Linked DNA regions of Homo sapiens: region 2 is linked to region 1. Evidence: chromatin contacts called from ENCODE Hi-C data. All regions are on one chromosome and are shown on one strand. The core of a region is the stretch at or near the end of the contact, and the rest is flanking DNA. Distances in the headings are between cores, read along the strand shown.

What was found. Hi-C counts contacts between places; a loop is a spot of excess contacts on that map. Pooled maps may share reads with other maps.
Region 2: a loop to region 1 is called in a pooled map, with 5 times the contacts of the local background. The contact joins the promoter of BPTF here to the enhancer-like site in region 1. A Hi-C loop is called at or near these places in 1 of 168 maps with a recorded cell type or tissue (OCI-LY7), 3 of 37 single-sample maps with no recorded cell type and 7 of 50 pooled maps.

The regions. Positions count from the first base shown.
Region 1 is chr17:64,979,039-64,985,686 of GRCh38, forward strand. No RefSeq gene overlaps it. Among named protein-coding and RNA genes, the nearest start is that of LRRC37A3, 63 kb to the left of the region's middle. RefSeq lists an enhancer at 5,868-6,147. Within about 2 kb of position 1,698, at least 2 of the 41 ENCODE cell types and tissues checked have a DNase peak (open chromatin) inside an H3K27ac peak, as active enhancers do; they include OCI-LY7, where a contact is called at or near this core.
Region 2 is chr17:67,819,741-67,826,854 of GRCh38, forward strand. BPTF (bromodomain PHD finger transcription factor) reads left to right here and starts at 5,763. Exons shown (of 28, transcript NM_182641.4): 1 at 5,763-6,597. The coding sequence starts at 5,985. RefSeq lists enhancers at 5,011-5,708, 5,709-6,404, 6,367-6,636 and silencers at 5,617-5,686, 5,887-5,936, 6,117-6,316.

The DNA of each region.
Region 1 (6,648 bases), core at 448-2,947:
TGTCTCTCTCTATATGTAAATGTACATTGTTTCCCTGAACTGTTTGAGAGTAAATTGCAGGCCGGGGGCGGGTGCAGTGGCTCACGCCTGTAATCCCAGCACTCTGGGAAGCTGAGGTGGGTTGATCACTTGAGGTCAGGAGTTTGAGACCAGCCAGGCCAAAATGGTGAAACCCAATCTCTACTAAAAATACAAAAATTAGCAGGGTGTGGCGTTACATGCCTGTAATCCCAACTACTTGGGAGGCTGAGGCAGGAGAATCGCTTGAACCCAGGAGGCGGAGGTTGCAGTGAGCTGAGATCACGTTATTGCACTCCAGCCTGGGCAACAGAGCAAGACTGTCTCCAAAAAAAAGTAAGTTGCAGACATGATGCCCTGGACTCCTAAATACCTCATAGTATATTCCCAAAAATCAAGCACATTTTCGTAAGTAGCCACAGTACAACTAAAACATGAGTCCATACTGACATTTCCAATTCCAGTCCAGCCTGACACCACAGAGTTCATTCATTCTAGCCTTCCATTTTTCCATATGTATGATGTCCTTCATCAGTAGAGAGAAACCTGGCTCCTGTTATTCACAATTTATTTATTTATTTGCTCTGTACTAGAATATGTACTAAAAATAATTTCAGAATTCCTAATCCATAGCACTGCAGGAAAACAATTCTACCAATTAGTATGTATTTAAGGTTCTTTATAGCCAGAGGATATATATTAAAATAACTGTGTTCAAGTTACCTACCTAGGTTAGTTCCCCCTCCCAATTCTGCCCTTCAGTGTAGTATTGTTATTAACATGAAATATAGTTAGGTTCATTTATTTTTGTTTGCATTCCATTTTATGAATTTCCCCCCAACCTTGATCTTTTTTTGATTGTGTGATACATTAACATGGTTACTAAAAAGTTGTATTTGATGATAATGTCCAATGATGGTAGACTGTCCTGGCGGAGTGTATAAACAGGTCGAATCTTTCTGGTGAACAACCTGACATGGAGTATTAATAGCTTTTAAAATGTTCATACCTATTGACCCAATAAGAGATCTCACAGACTTATGGTTAAGGATAGTCAACAAAATATTATTTATAATTATGAAAATTAGAAACAATCAAAATATCCAGCTATTGGAGACTGGAAAAGCATAAATTATTAATCATAGACCATAAATTACATGTACATTCATATGTTAGAATACTAAGCATCTATTTAAAATCATTTCTCAGCTGGGCACAGTGGCTCATGCCTGTAATCCCAGCACTTTGGGAGGCCAAAACAGGCTGATCACCTGAGGTCAGGAGTTCAAGACCAGCCTGGCTAACATGGCGAAACCCGGTCTCTACTAAAAATACAACAATTAGCCAGGTGTGGTGGCACATGCTTGTAGTTCCAGCTACTCAGGCGGCTGAAGCAGGAGAATCGCTTGAACCTGGCAGAAAGAGGTTGCAGTGAGCCATGGTCACACCACTGCACTCCGGCCTGAGCGACAGAGCGAGACTATCTCAAGAAAAAAAAAAATCATTTCTCAAAGACAGTAGTGACCTAGAGAAATGCTAAGGGGAAATAAAGTGTGACACAGAAATGTTTACACGTTGTAATTTTTTTTTTTTTTTTTTTGGGACGGGGCCTTACTCTGTCACCCAGGCTGGAGTACAGTAGTGTGATTACAGCTCACTGCAGCCTGGACGTCTCAGGATCAGGTGATTCTCCCACCTCAGCCTCCCAAGTAGCTGGGATTATAGGTATGCACCATTACACTTGGCTAATGTTTTGTGTTTTTTGTAGAGAAGGGGTTTCACCATGTTGCCTAGGCTTGTTTTGGTTTTGAACTTCTGGGCTCAAGCCATCTGCATGCCTCCACCTTCCAAAGTGCTGGGATTACAGGCATGAGCCATCTTGCCTGGCCTATATGTTGTAATCTTATTTTTGTTTTAAAAAGATGTGCTTGGCCGGGCATGGTGGCTCATGACTGTAACTCCAGAACTTTGGGAAGCTGAGGCAGGCAGATCATCTGAGGTCAGGGGTTCCAGACCTGCCTGGCCAACAAGGCGAAACCCCATCTCTACTAAAAAATACAAAAATTAGCTGGGCATGGTAGCACACGCCTGAAATCCCAGCTACTCGGGAGGCTGAGCCATGAGAATCACTTGAACCAGGGTGGCGGAGGTTGCAGTGAGCCAAGATCGTGCCACTGTACTCACTCTGTGTCCAAAAAAAAAAAAAAAAGAAAGTGCTGATAAGTAATAATCTATGAATAATGAGATATTTGGTGGTTTTGATTTCTCTCTCTCCTGCTTTACTTGTTAATTTGCCTTTTCCAAACTTTCTACAATAAGTATTATTACTTTTACAGTCAGAAAGCAATTTAACAAGTCAGTAGTGTATTAATATTTAGGCATTCCTAAATATACAAATGACCCTTGGGCATAACAGCTTCTCCATGTTTTCTAGGTGGTTCTCTGCCTCTGTCTTTCTGCCTAGGCTTTCAGCTGCTCCTCAATCTATTTTTCTATGGTCTCTGAATTTTACTTACACCAACATACCACTAACTAGAGATTCATTTAGATTAACAACCAAGCCATCCTTTGTCTTCCTAATTTGTTGACTTTATTTTAAAATTACTTTATGGACCGGGTGCAGTGGCTCACGCCTGTAATCTCAGCACTTTGGGAAGCCAAGGCAAGCGGATCACTTAGGTCAGGAGTTCGAGACCAGCCTGGCCAATGTGGCAAAACCCCGTCTCTGCTAAAAAAAAAAAAAAAAAAAAACCACACAGAAGATTAGCCAAGTGTGCCAAGTGTGGTGGCACACACCTGTAGTCCCAGCTACTTGGGAGGCTGAGGCAGGAGAATCGCTTGAACCTGGGAGGCAGAGGTTGCAGTGACCTGAGATCACACCACTGCATTTCAGCTTGGATAATAGAGCAACACTTGGTCTCAAAAAATAAATAAATAATAAAATTACTATATATATGAAAATATTCCAAATATACATTTTTAAAAGCTAAGAAGTACTAAAAGCATTGTAATGAAAAGTAATAGTCCCCACCCCATAGGCCAACTTCCTAGAGGCTACTGTTCTCAACTCCTTGGCTGTTTTTTCTGGTATTTATCTCCATGTTTCTCAACAATGTGTGTATAGTGAGATTTCTTGATCTTTTGATTTTAGGTAGCATCTGTTAATTTATTGCCATGAGAGATGAGGACTTAACTCTCATACATCATACTTTCTACCTCTCATTCCTCTGGTGATTATATCACACATTTTGGTTGAATCTGGTGGTCAGTGTTTACATTATGATGATTATGCAAACATTGTGTACTACAGAGCCAAGTAGTGTACTATGACCATGCTTTCTTTCTTGTAGAACCTCTTTATTTTTGCCTAGAGTTAATCATCACTTGATTTCTATTATTTATTTTCTTTTAAAAAACTATATAACATGCATGTGCCTTATTTTTTATGATTCTCTGATTCTTTACTTTGTTTTTTAATGCTTCTCTACATGGCCCGTTTACACTAGTTACATTTTTTTTCTGGGTACCCTCATCTCCACATTCCTATCTATACTGGTCATCCATGGGCCTACTGCATAGCTGTTCCTAGGACTGCAACTACACTTTGCTCTGTTGGATCCCCTGTTTCTTAAATTACTAAATTCTGTCTTCCTCTTTCCTGGCCTACTCCTTTGGTTTCAGTAGCACATCCCCAGAACCTTCTGGAATAAAGGTACATAGAGATAAATATTTTGAGAACTTTGACATCTGAAAATGTTTTTATCCTGCCCTCATACTTGATTGAGAATTTATTGAGTTGGTGTGGAATTCTAGATTGCAAATCATTTCCCCTCAGAATTATAAACAGTTTGCTCCAGTTTCTTCTGACTTCCAATGTTGCTACTGAGATGTTCAATGCCATTTTGATTCCTAGTTCTTTGTATGTTATCTGTTATTTTTAGGAAGATTATAGGGTCTCCTTTTTATCCTTAGCGTTCTGAAGGGTTATAAAGATGTGCCTTAGCCTGAACCTTTCTTCTCATTCATTTTGTGGCTCACTTAGCAGGCCCTTTGATACTGAGACTCTTATCCTTTCATTCTGAGAAATTTTCTGGTATTATTTTTTTGATAATTTCCTTCCCTCCATTCTTGCTGGATGTTGGACTTTCAGAATAGATCCTCAAATTTTCTTATCTCTCACATTTTTTCCATCTTTTTGTACTACATTCTGAAGTTTTTATCAATTATTTTTTTTCTTTTTCTTTTCTTTTCTTTTTTTTTTGAGACAGAGTTTCGCTCTGTTGCCCAGGCTGGAGTGCAGTGGTGCGATCTCAACTCACTGCAACCTCCACCTCTTGGTTTCAACCAGTTCTCTGCCTCAGCCTCCCTAGTAGCTGGGATTACAGACACCCACCACCACACCCAGCTAATTTTTTTTTTTTTTGTATTTTTAGTAGAGATGGGGTTTCATCATCTTGGCCAGGCTGATCTTGAACTCCTGACCTCGTGATCCACCCATCTCGGCCTCCCAAAGTGCTGGGATTATAGGTGTGAGCCACTGTGCCCAGACTTTATAAATTATCTTCTATCTTTTCTTTTGAATACTTACTTTAAACTATTCTGCTTTTCAATAGCCAAAATCCCTTTCTTGTTATGATTATTTTATTTTGCACCCTGCGATGGTTTGAATGTCTGTGTCCCCCCAAATTTCTATGTTGAGACCTAACCCCCAACGTGATAGTATTTGTAGATGGGAACCTTTGGGAGGTGATCAGGCCATGAGAATGGAACCCTTATGAATAGTATTAGTGCCTTTATAAAAGAGACCCAAGGGAGTCAGCTCACCCCTTCCTCCACGTGAGGCCACTGCAAGAAGACACTATCTCTGAACCAGAAAGCAGGCCCTCCCCAGACACCAAATCAGCACCTTGATCTTGGATTCCAGTCCCTAGAACCATGAGAAATAAATTTCTTTGTTTATAAACCACCCAGTGTATCATATTTTGTTACGGCATCCTGAAAGTCTAAAATACATCCTATTTCATGGATAAAATGCCTTTTCTTATTTCTCTATAGATAGTAACTATACTACTTTTGAAGATTTGTTCTGTTGTTTCCTCTGTTTTGGTCTTTTTGTTTCATGTTAGAACTTTCCATAAACATCTGGTAATCTTTGGCTATCTGTTAAGATTTCATTATGAGGCACAAAAAACTGGTGGGGGGTTCTGTGTGCATGAATGTGGCTTATTCTCAGAGGCAATCTGGCAGATAATCAGCTTATTCACTGAGGGGATTCTCCCCAGTGTCTGAACTTGAAAGTTTCTTCTCTGCGACCATTGCATTTTTTTTCCAGAGTAGGATCATTTCCTAACTGACTGCCAGTGTTCTGGAAGCAGGTGCAGTGAAGAGCCTAAGAGTCCTACTAATGTGTGTGTGAATTCCGAATCCTTAGTCACCGTGTTCATCCCTAACCCATACTGCCACAAGGACTCTCAAGTCTCACAACTAATTCATTTTAACATGAGAAGATATTAAGAGGGTTAAGAGGTTCTCCATGATTCACCTACTAGTGTGAATTCATATCTTCTCCTTTTGCTTTTCCCCTGGCCCTTAGCTGATATCAACTGCTCTGAGGAAATGGAAGTCTGATTGGTCAGGAAGCAGGAATAGTGGGTAATTTGGGGTCCCAGACCCCCCTTAGCAGGCAAGCAGCCCAGAGGTGGGTAAAGCACTTTAGGAAAGGGTGCTGCAATCCAGGGACTACGGCCCTGGACCTGGACGCCAAAAGGGAGTTGAGAAAGTAGAAAAGAAAACTACTTATGCTTAAATTGTGCTCAGAGCCAGGTCTCTATGCAAAGGAGCAGCAGGTGACCTGATTTCTCCCTCCTGCACTGCAGAGAACCTGCCCTCAAAGACCCAGAGCTCAGCTTCAGTAGAAGTTGAACAGCACTGTGCGAGCGAACCTGAGAACCCAGTCACCCTGAGAAAAACGGTTTCTAGGAGAAAACACATTCTTTGATCCAAACAACCAACTTACAAATGATCTTTTGGACCACGTCCTGCCTGCAAACTGAGGCTCAATTCACCTTTAATGGGCCAGCTCTGGCAGTGCCAAGGGAGAGAGGCCATTAGCAGAAATGAAAAAAGCAAGAAATCTTTTAGTCCATTAGGTTAAAAGAAGATTTTTCATGCTTTATTATTTATGATTTGCGACTTCAGTTACTGTTTCCTGGAACAAATGTTATGATTCAACTTCTATTTACTGAAGCAAATAGATGCTTATCAGCAGTCATGCTACAAATCACAAAGCAGTCAGTAAGGCCTTTGGGGCTGTGGCCTCTTTTGCAATTCTTTGATGTCTTGTCAGGCAACTTATTTTCTGTGCCTTAGAGAGTTTCCAAAAGCTACCACAATCTGATGTGTGTGTGTGTGTGTGTGTGTGTGTGTATACATTTGTGTGTGTATATCTACATGCACTCTTTCTGTCTCTCTTTCTCTCTCTCTCTATATATGGCATATAAATACAGTAAATTCAAAGAATTGAGCAAAAGCAGATTTTGGTTTTTACTTTAAGAATATCATTTCACTTCCTGAAAAATTAGGAATTAGGAGTCCTAAGAATACCACATAGCATTTAGGAAGACTTGAGTG
Region 2 (7,114 bases), core at 4,513-7,012, 2.8 Mb after region 1:
TACAGAATGAGACTCTGACAGCCAATTTGACATTGTTTGGAGCACAGTGTTTGCAATCAATGGCAAAAGATTTTAACAAAATCACCCATGCCACCTGGACTTCAAGGCAAGTCTTGAAGACTGGCCATAGCTAAGGGACATATAACAGATGTAATGAAGTTCTCTGGAGGCTGAGGCAGGAGAATCGCTTGAACCCAGGAGGCGGAGGTTGCGGTGAGCTGAGATTGCGCCATTGCACTCCGGCCTGGGCAACAAGAGCAAAAGTCAATCTCAAAAAAAAAAAAAAAGAAGTCAAGGACTATGGATGGGGTGATTTCATTTGACAGTACTGGATGCTTGGTGGCTCTCTTTGGATTTAGAAGACTAGATATACAAGGCTGGGCATGGTGGCTCATGCCTGTAATCCCAGCTCTTTGGGAGGCTGAGGCAGGTGGATCACCTGAGGTCAGGAGTTTGAGACCAGCCTGGCCAACATGGTAAAACCCCGTCTCTACTAAAAATACAAAAATTAGCTGTGTGCCTCGAATCCCAGTTACTTAGGAGGCTGAGGCAGGAGAATCACTTGAACCCAGAAGGCAGAGGTTGCAGTGAGCCAAGGTTACGCCACTGCACTCTAGCCTACGTGACAGAGTGAGACTCCGTCTCAAAAAAAAAAAAAAAAAGAAGAAGAAGAAGACTATATATACCACGTTTGTTTGTGCTGCCTTAACCCATTTTCAGAGTGACCTGAGGCCTTGCTAACATTGAGCCACAAGGCAGAGCAAGAGAAGATTCTTCAGCAGGTCCAGGCTGTGGTGCAAGGACTTCTGCTAATTGGTCCTCATGACCCAATGTACCCAACAGCACTCTCTGGACAACCACATACTGGGGTGCTGTATGAAGGGCGCATGAAAACCCTGCAAAGGAGCATCCTATGGTTGTGCTTAGGGTTTTGGATCAAAGCCTTGCTCTCTTTGGCTAATAAATATTCTTTCTGGAAACTGGTCTTACTTTGCTCCTGGGCCCCAGCAAAGATTGAAAGCCAGGTGACCACATACCTGTGCAGCTTGTCAGGAACTGAGTATTTGTTCCACTTAGCCAAAAAATGTCCAGTAGCGCTCCCTTCCCCAAGAAGACATGTCGTAGGCTGGGCGCAGTGGCTCGTGCCTATAATCCTAGCACTTTGGGAGGCTGAGGCGGGCAGATCACTTGTGGTCAGGAGTTGAAGACCAGCCTGGCCAACATGGCGAAACCCTGTCTCTACTAAAAAAAAATACAAAATTAGCTGGGCAAGGTGGCAGCCACCTGCAGTCCCAGTTACTCAGGAGGCTGAGGTGGGTGGATGGCTTGAGCCCGGCAGGTGGAGGTTGCAGTGAGCCAAGATCGCGCCACTGCACTCCAGCCTGGGTGACAGAGCGAGACCATTTCTTGAAAAAAAAAAAAAAAAGTTATGCAAAACACCTCTCATTCCATCTATTGTACACTTTTTGTAAATAATTTTGCTTTACTATTCAATTATAAATTTTGAAGGGTATTCCCACTTCTAATATCTTTGTATTCCCTATAATACATAGCATACTTATTTAATTTTAGAGCTGGGGATCTCACTATGTTGCCTCAAACTACTGGGCTCAAGTGATCCTCTCACCTCAGCCTTCCAAAGTGCTGGGATTACAGGTATGAGCCACCGCACCTGGCAGTACATAGCATTTTACACACTATGTAGGATATACATTGCAAACTAGTAGACTCTGGGCTATATCCAAACTGCCTATTTTTTATTTATTTTTTCTTTTTTGAGATGGAGTCTTGCTGTGTCGTCCAGGCTAGAGTGCAGTGGCACGATCTCGGCTGACTGCAACCTCCACCTCCTGGGTTCAAGCAATTCTCCTGCCTCCCTAGTAGCTGGGATTGCAGGTGCACAGCGCCACGCCCAGCTAATTTTTGTACTTTTAGTGGAGACGGGGTTTCACCATGTTGGCCAGAATGGTCTCAAACTCCTGACCTCAGGTGATCAACCCACCCTAGACTCCCATAGTGTTGGGATTACAGGTGTGAGCCACCACACCGGGCCAAGACTGCTTATATTTTTATCAATCTGTAGTGTTTTGTTCTGAGACAGGGTCCTGCTCTGTCACACATGCTGGAGTGCAATATAAACATATATTAATATTTATTGAAATAAATGACTACCAAAAAGTAATTTAAAGAAAAATAGTTGTCTGGGCATGGTGGCTCACACCTTCAATCCCAGCCCTTTGAGAGACCGAGGCCAGAGAATAGCTTGAGGCCAGGAGTTCGAGACCAGCCCGCGCAACATAGTGGGACCTTGTCTCTAGAAAAAATTTGAAAATTAGCTGGGCATGGTGGTGCGCGCCTGTGGTCCCAGCTGCCCGGGAGGCTGAGGTGAGAGGATTGCTTGAGCCTGGGAGGTGGACGTTGCAGTGAGCTGCGATTGCATCACTTCACTCTAGCCTGGGTGACAGAGCAAAACCCCGTCTCAAAATTTAAAAAGAAAGAAAGAAAAGAAAGGAAACCTAACAGGATTCTGATTCTGTCCACCAAATGGCTTATTTCTTTTTTCTTTTTTTGAGACAGAGTCTCACTTTGTCGCCCAGGCTGGAGTACAGTGGTGCGATCTTGGCTCACTGCAACCTCCGTCTCCTGGGTTCAAGCGATTCTCCTGTCTCAGCCTCCAGAGTAGCTGGGATTACAGGCAAGTGCCACCACGTCCAGCTAATTTTTGTATTTTTAGTAGAGATGGGGTTGTACCATGTTGGTCAGGCTGATCTCGAACCCCTGACCTCAGGTGATCCGCCCGCCTCATCCTTCCAAAGTGCTGGGATTACAGGCATGAGCCACTGCGCCTGGTGGCTTATTTCAATCTAGATAGGAAAATATAACACATATGTGAAATGAAAAAATACAAGCACTAATTGCCAAATAAATGTATTCAATATAATTTGGTTGAGCACTATGGGTGACAAATCTGTATATGCCTCCAGGAACCAGGTAAGTAATGAAAGTCAACAAAGTAGGGGAAGATGAGGACTTGGCCAATGGAAGTGCCCCCCGCTTTTTTTTTTTTAGACAGACTTTCGCTCTGTTGCCCAGGCTGGAGTGCAGTGGTGTGATCTGCACTCACTACAACCTCCACCTCCCAGGTTAAGCGATTCTCCTGCCTCAGTCTTACAAATAGCTGGGACTACCGGTGCTCCATCACACCTGGCTAGTTTTTAGTAGAGACAGGGTTTCACCATGTTGACCAGGCTGGTCTCGAACTTCCGCCCTCAAGTGATCTGCCTGCCTTTGCCTCCCAAAGTGCTGGGATTACAGGCATGAGCCACCACGCCCGGCCCTGGCCCCGTATTTTGTTTAAAGAGGGTGGCTGGGCACAGTGGCTGTAGCTTGTAATCCCAGCACTTTGGGAGGGAGGCGGGTGGATTGCTTGAGCTTAGGAGTTTGCAGTGAACCAAGATCGCTGGGATATGCATATTTAAGGTTTCAATTTTTGTGTCTCCAAATAAAATTCTCAGTTCCTCACTACCTTTTTTTTTTTTTTGAGATAGAGTCTTGCTGTGTCACCCAGACTGGAGTCCAGTGGCACGATCTTGGCTCACTGCAGCCTCTGCCTCCTGGGTTTAAGCGATTCTCCTGTCCGCTTCCCAAGTAGTTGGGATTACACGCATGAGCCACCATGCCCAGCTAATTTTTGTATTTTTAGTAGACAGGATTTCACCATGTTGCCCAGGATAATCTCGAACTCCTGGGCTCAAGTGATCCGCCCACCTGGCCTCCTCAAGTGCTGGGATTACAGGCCTGAGCCACCGTGCCTGACCACCCTCTTCAAACAAAATATGGGCACCTCCATTGGCCTAGGTCTTCATCTTGCCTACTTTATTGACTTACATTACTTACCTGGTCCCTGGAGACATATACACATTTGTCACCCTTAGAGCTCGACCAAATTGTATTGAATGCATTTCTCTGGCAATTAGTGCTTGTATTTTAATTTTCATTTCACATATGTGTTCCATTTTCCTAACAAGACTGAAATAAGCCATTTGGTATGCAGAATTCTGTTAGATATTTTTATTTTTATTTTTTTGAGACGGAGTCTTGCTTTGTTGCCAGGCTGGAGTGCAGTGGTGCGATCTCGGCTCACTGCAACCTCCACCTCCCAGGCTCAAGCGATTCTTCTGCCTCAGCCTCTGGAGTAGCTGGGACTACAGGCACGCACCACCACGCCTGGCTAACTTTTGTATTTTTAGTACAGAACTTTTGCATTTTTAGTAGAGATGGGGTTTCACCATATTGGCCAGGCTGGTCTCAAACTCCTGCCCTGGTGATCCGCCCTCCTCAGCCTCCCAAAGTGCTGGGATTACAGGCGTGAGCCACCGCGCCCAGCATCTTTTTTAAAAAAAATTGAGACAGGGTCTTGCTCTGTCACCCAAGCTGGAGTGCAGTGGTGCAATCACGGCTCACTGCAACATCCACCTCCCAGGCTCAAGCAATCCTCCCACCTCAGCCTCTCGCTAGCTGGGACCACAGGTGCACACCACCATGCCCGGCTAATTTTTCAAATTTTTTCTAAAGACGAGGTCCTGCTATGTTGCCCAGGCTGGTCTTGAACTCTTGACCTCAAGCTATCATCCGGCCTTGGCCTCTCAAAGGACTGGGATTGCAGGTGTGAGCTACCACGCCCGGCCAACTATTTTTCTTTAAATTACTTTTCGGTTGTCACTTCTCTCAATAAATATTCATATGTTTATAACACCTTTCTCTTATCTAAAGAGCTGACCTCAACCACTCAGGGTTGAGTCGCTGTGATAAGGTTTGAGGGTGCCTGAAATGTCATCATGATTCGTCCTTTGGGCTAAGCTGAAACCTAGTGACTTGTCAGGTCAATAAATTAAGGTTATTTCCCGATAATACAAACATTTAACACCGTGAAGTAGGTTTTAGGCAGGATTCCCTCTTTTCCACTGCAAAGGAGAGGTAAGTTCTTGCTGAGGTGATCGAAGTCCTAGCTGGGGCACTGGGAAGGTGGCGGGACATTGGAACGTGCAGTAGTTGCGTTCTGGAGTTTACTGAGGCTTTCCCAGTGCGGATTCCACGCTACAGGTCTTAGGGCGCCCCTCCCTCCGGGCGTGGCAGCCCGGGGCGTGGCTCCTGGCACAGATCCGGAGCAGTTGTCATTGGAGTCATTTTCTGGACTCCAGCTCCATGCTTCAGAGTTTCCTAAGTTCAGGGGGCTTGTCTCTCTGTCCCCTCGACTAATTTCCCTCTGTCGCTGGCGCTGCCCGGTGCCCTCGGTCGCTTGGGCCGCCCCTCTCCGCGACTTTTTTTTTTCTTTCTCTCGCTGGCTCTTTCAGCATCAGTTTCCATAGGGGGAGGGAAGGGAATGATATTTGGGGGCTCCCTTGCCTTCCTCTCCGAGCCGCGAAAGGGGAGACGCGGGGAGGAGGTCCGGCCGGCTTTGGGCTCCAGCCAGCGGTCCGCGGAGACTTTGGTCTCCGAAGGCCTTTGACGCCGGGCATTTCGCGAGCTGCGCGCCCCTCTCAGCCGCGCCACCTGCGCCCGGAGTTTTGCCGCGCCACCCGCGCCCGGAGTCCAGCCGCACCGCGCTGTGCCGAGCCCAGGCGCCCAGGGCTCCCCGCCCCCGACTCGACGCTCCCGCGCTCCCCCTAGCGGCCGCCGCGCCGCTTCGCTCCGTCCCAGGCTCGTCGGCGGCGCAGCTCACGTGACCGCGCTCTGGGCCTGCGGCCGCTGTCGGTTCCCCCAGTCACCGAGCGAGAGGGAAGAAACAAGATGGCGGCTGAAGGCGATCCGGAGTGGGGCCCCAGCAATTCGGATTGAGCCTTCTCCCTCCACCCGCTTCCGTCGGCCGGGCCCCTCCCGCCCGGCCCCGCGGGCCTCCCCACCCGGCCCCGGCGCTCCCCACCGCCCCCCCTGCGCCCGCCCCTCCCCCTTCGCTTTCCTTCTCCCCCCGCCTCGGCTCCGACATGAGGGGCCGGCGGGGCAGGCCGCCCAAGCAGCCCGCGGCTCCCGCTGCGGAGCGCTGCGCCCCGGCCCCGCCGCCACCGCCGCCGCCGCCCACGTCCGGACCCATCGGGGGGCTCCGCTCGCGGCACCGCGGCAGCAGCCGGGGCAGGTGGGCCGCCGCCCAGGCTGAGGTGGCGCCCAAGACGCGGCTGAGCTCGCCCAGGGGGGGCAGCAGTAGCCGGAGGAAGCCGCCGCCGCCGCCGCCGGCCCCCCCCAGCACCAGCGCCCCGGGCCGGGGGGGGCGAGGAGGCGGGGGCGGCAGGACGGGGGGCGGGGGCGGCGGCGGCCACCTGGCCCGGACCACCGCGGCCCGGAGGGCCGTCAACAAAGTGGTGTACGATGACCACGAGAGCGAGGAGGAGGAGGAAGAGGAGGACATGGTCTCCGAGGAGGAGGAGGAGGAGGACGGCGACGCCGAGGAGACCCAGGATTCTGAGGACGACGAGGAGGATGAGATGGAAGAGGACGACGATGACTCCGATTATCCGGAGGAGATGGAAGACGACGACGACGACGCCAGTTACTGCACGGAAAGCAGCTTCAGGAGCCATAGTACCTACAGCAGCACTCCAGGTACCCACCCAGCCCAGTTGCTGCAGACTCCTTCCCCACCTCCTCTGCCCTCCCCCCTTGCTCACTCGTGTGCTGTGCATCCTGCTCCGATCTCCCCCCAACCCCGCCTCCCCCCCAAACAGAGGGGAAATGCGACGGCACATCAAGTGGCAAAAAACTAGATTTACAAGAGGAAAGAGGCGCATTGTTCAAAATGGAGATTGCATTGTTGCAGTTTGCAGGCCACACTCGCTCGCTCTCTCTCCCCCCCCCAACCCCCTTTTTTTCCTCTTCAAAATTTGTGCCAGTGCAGTGTCTCCACCGGGCAGGATTGAAACTTTGGCAAACACATATCCATTGCATTCATTTTTCTCCCCTTGTTTTGGTGTGGTTTTCTGGAATGAAAGAAGCCTCTTGTTTTGCAAACCTCTTTGCATTTCTAATGTGGTTTCTTTCGGATTTTTATTATATATCTGTTACTTAAAAGGGAATTAAGGATTTGGACAGATTGTGGTACACAAACACGCACAAAAAAATG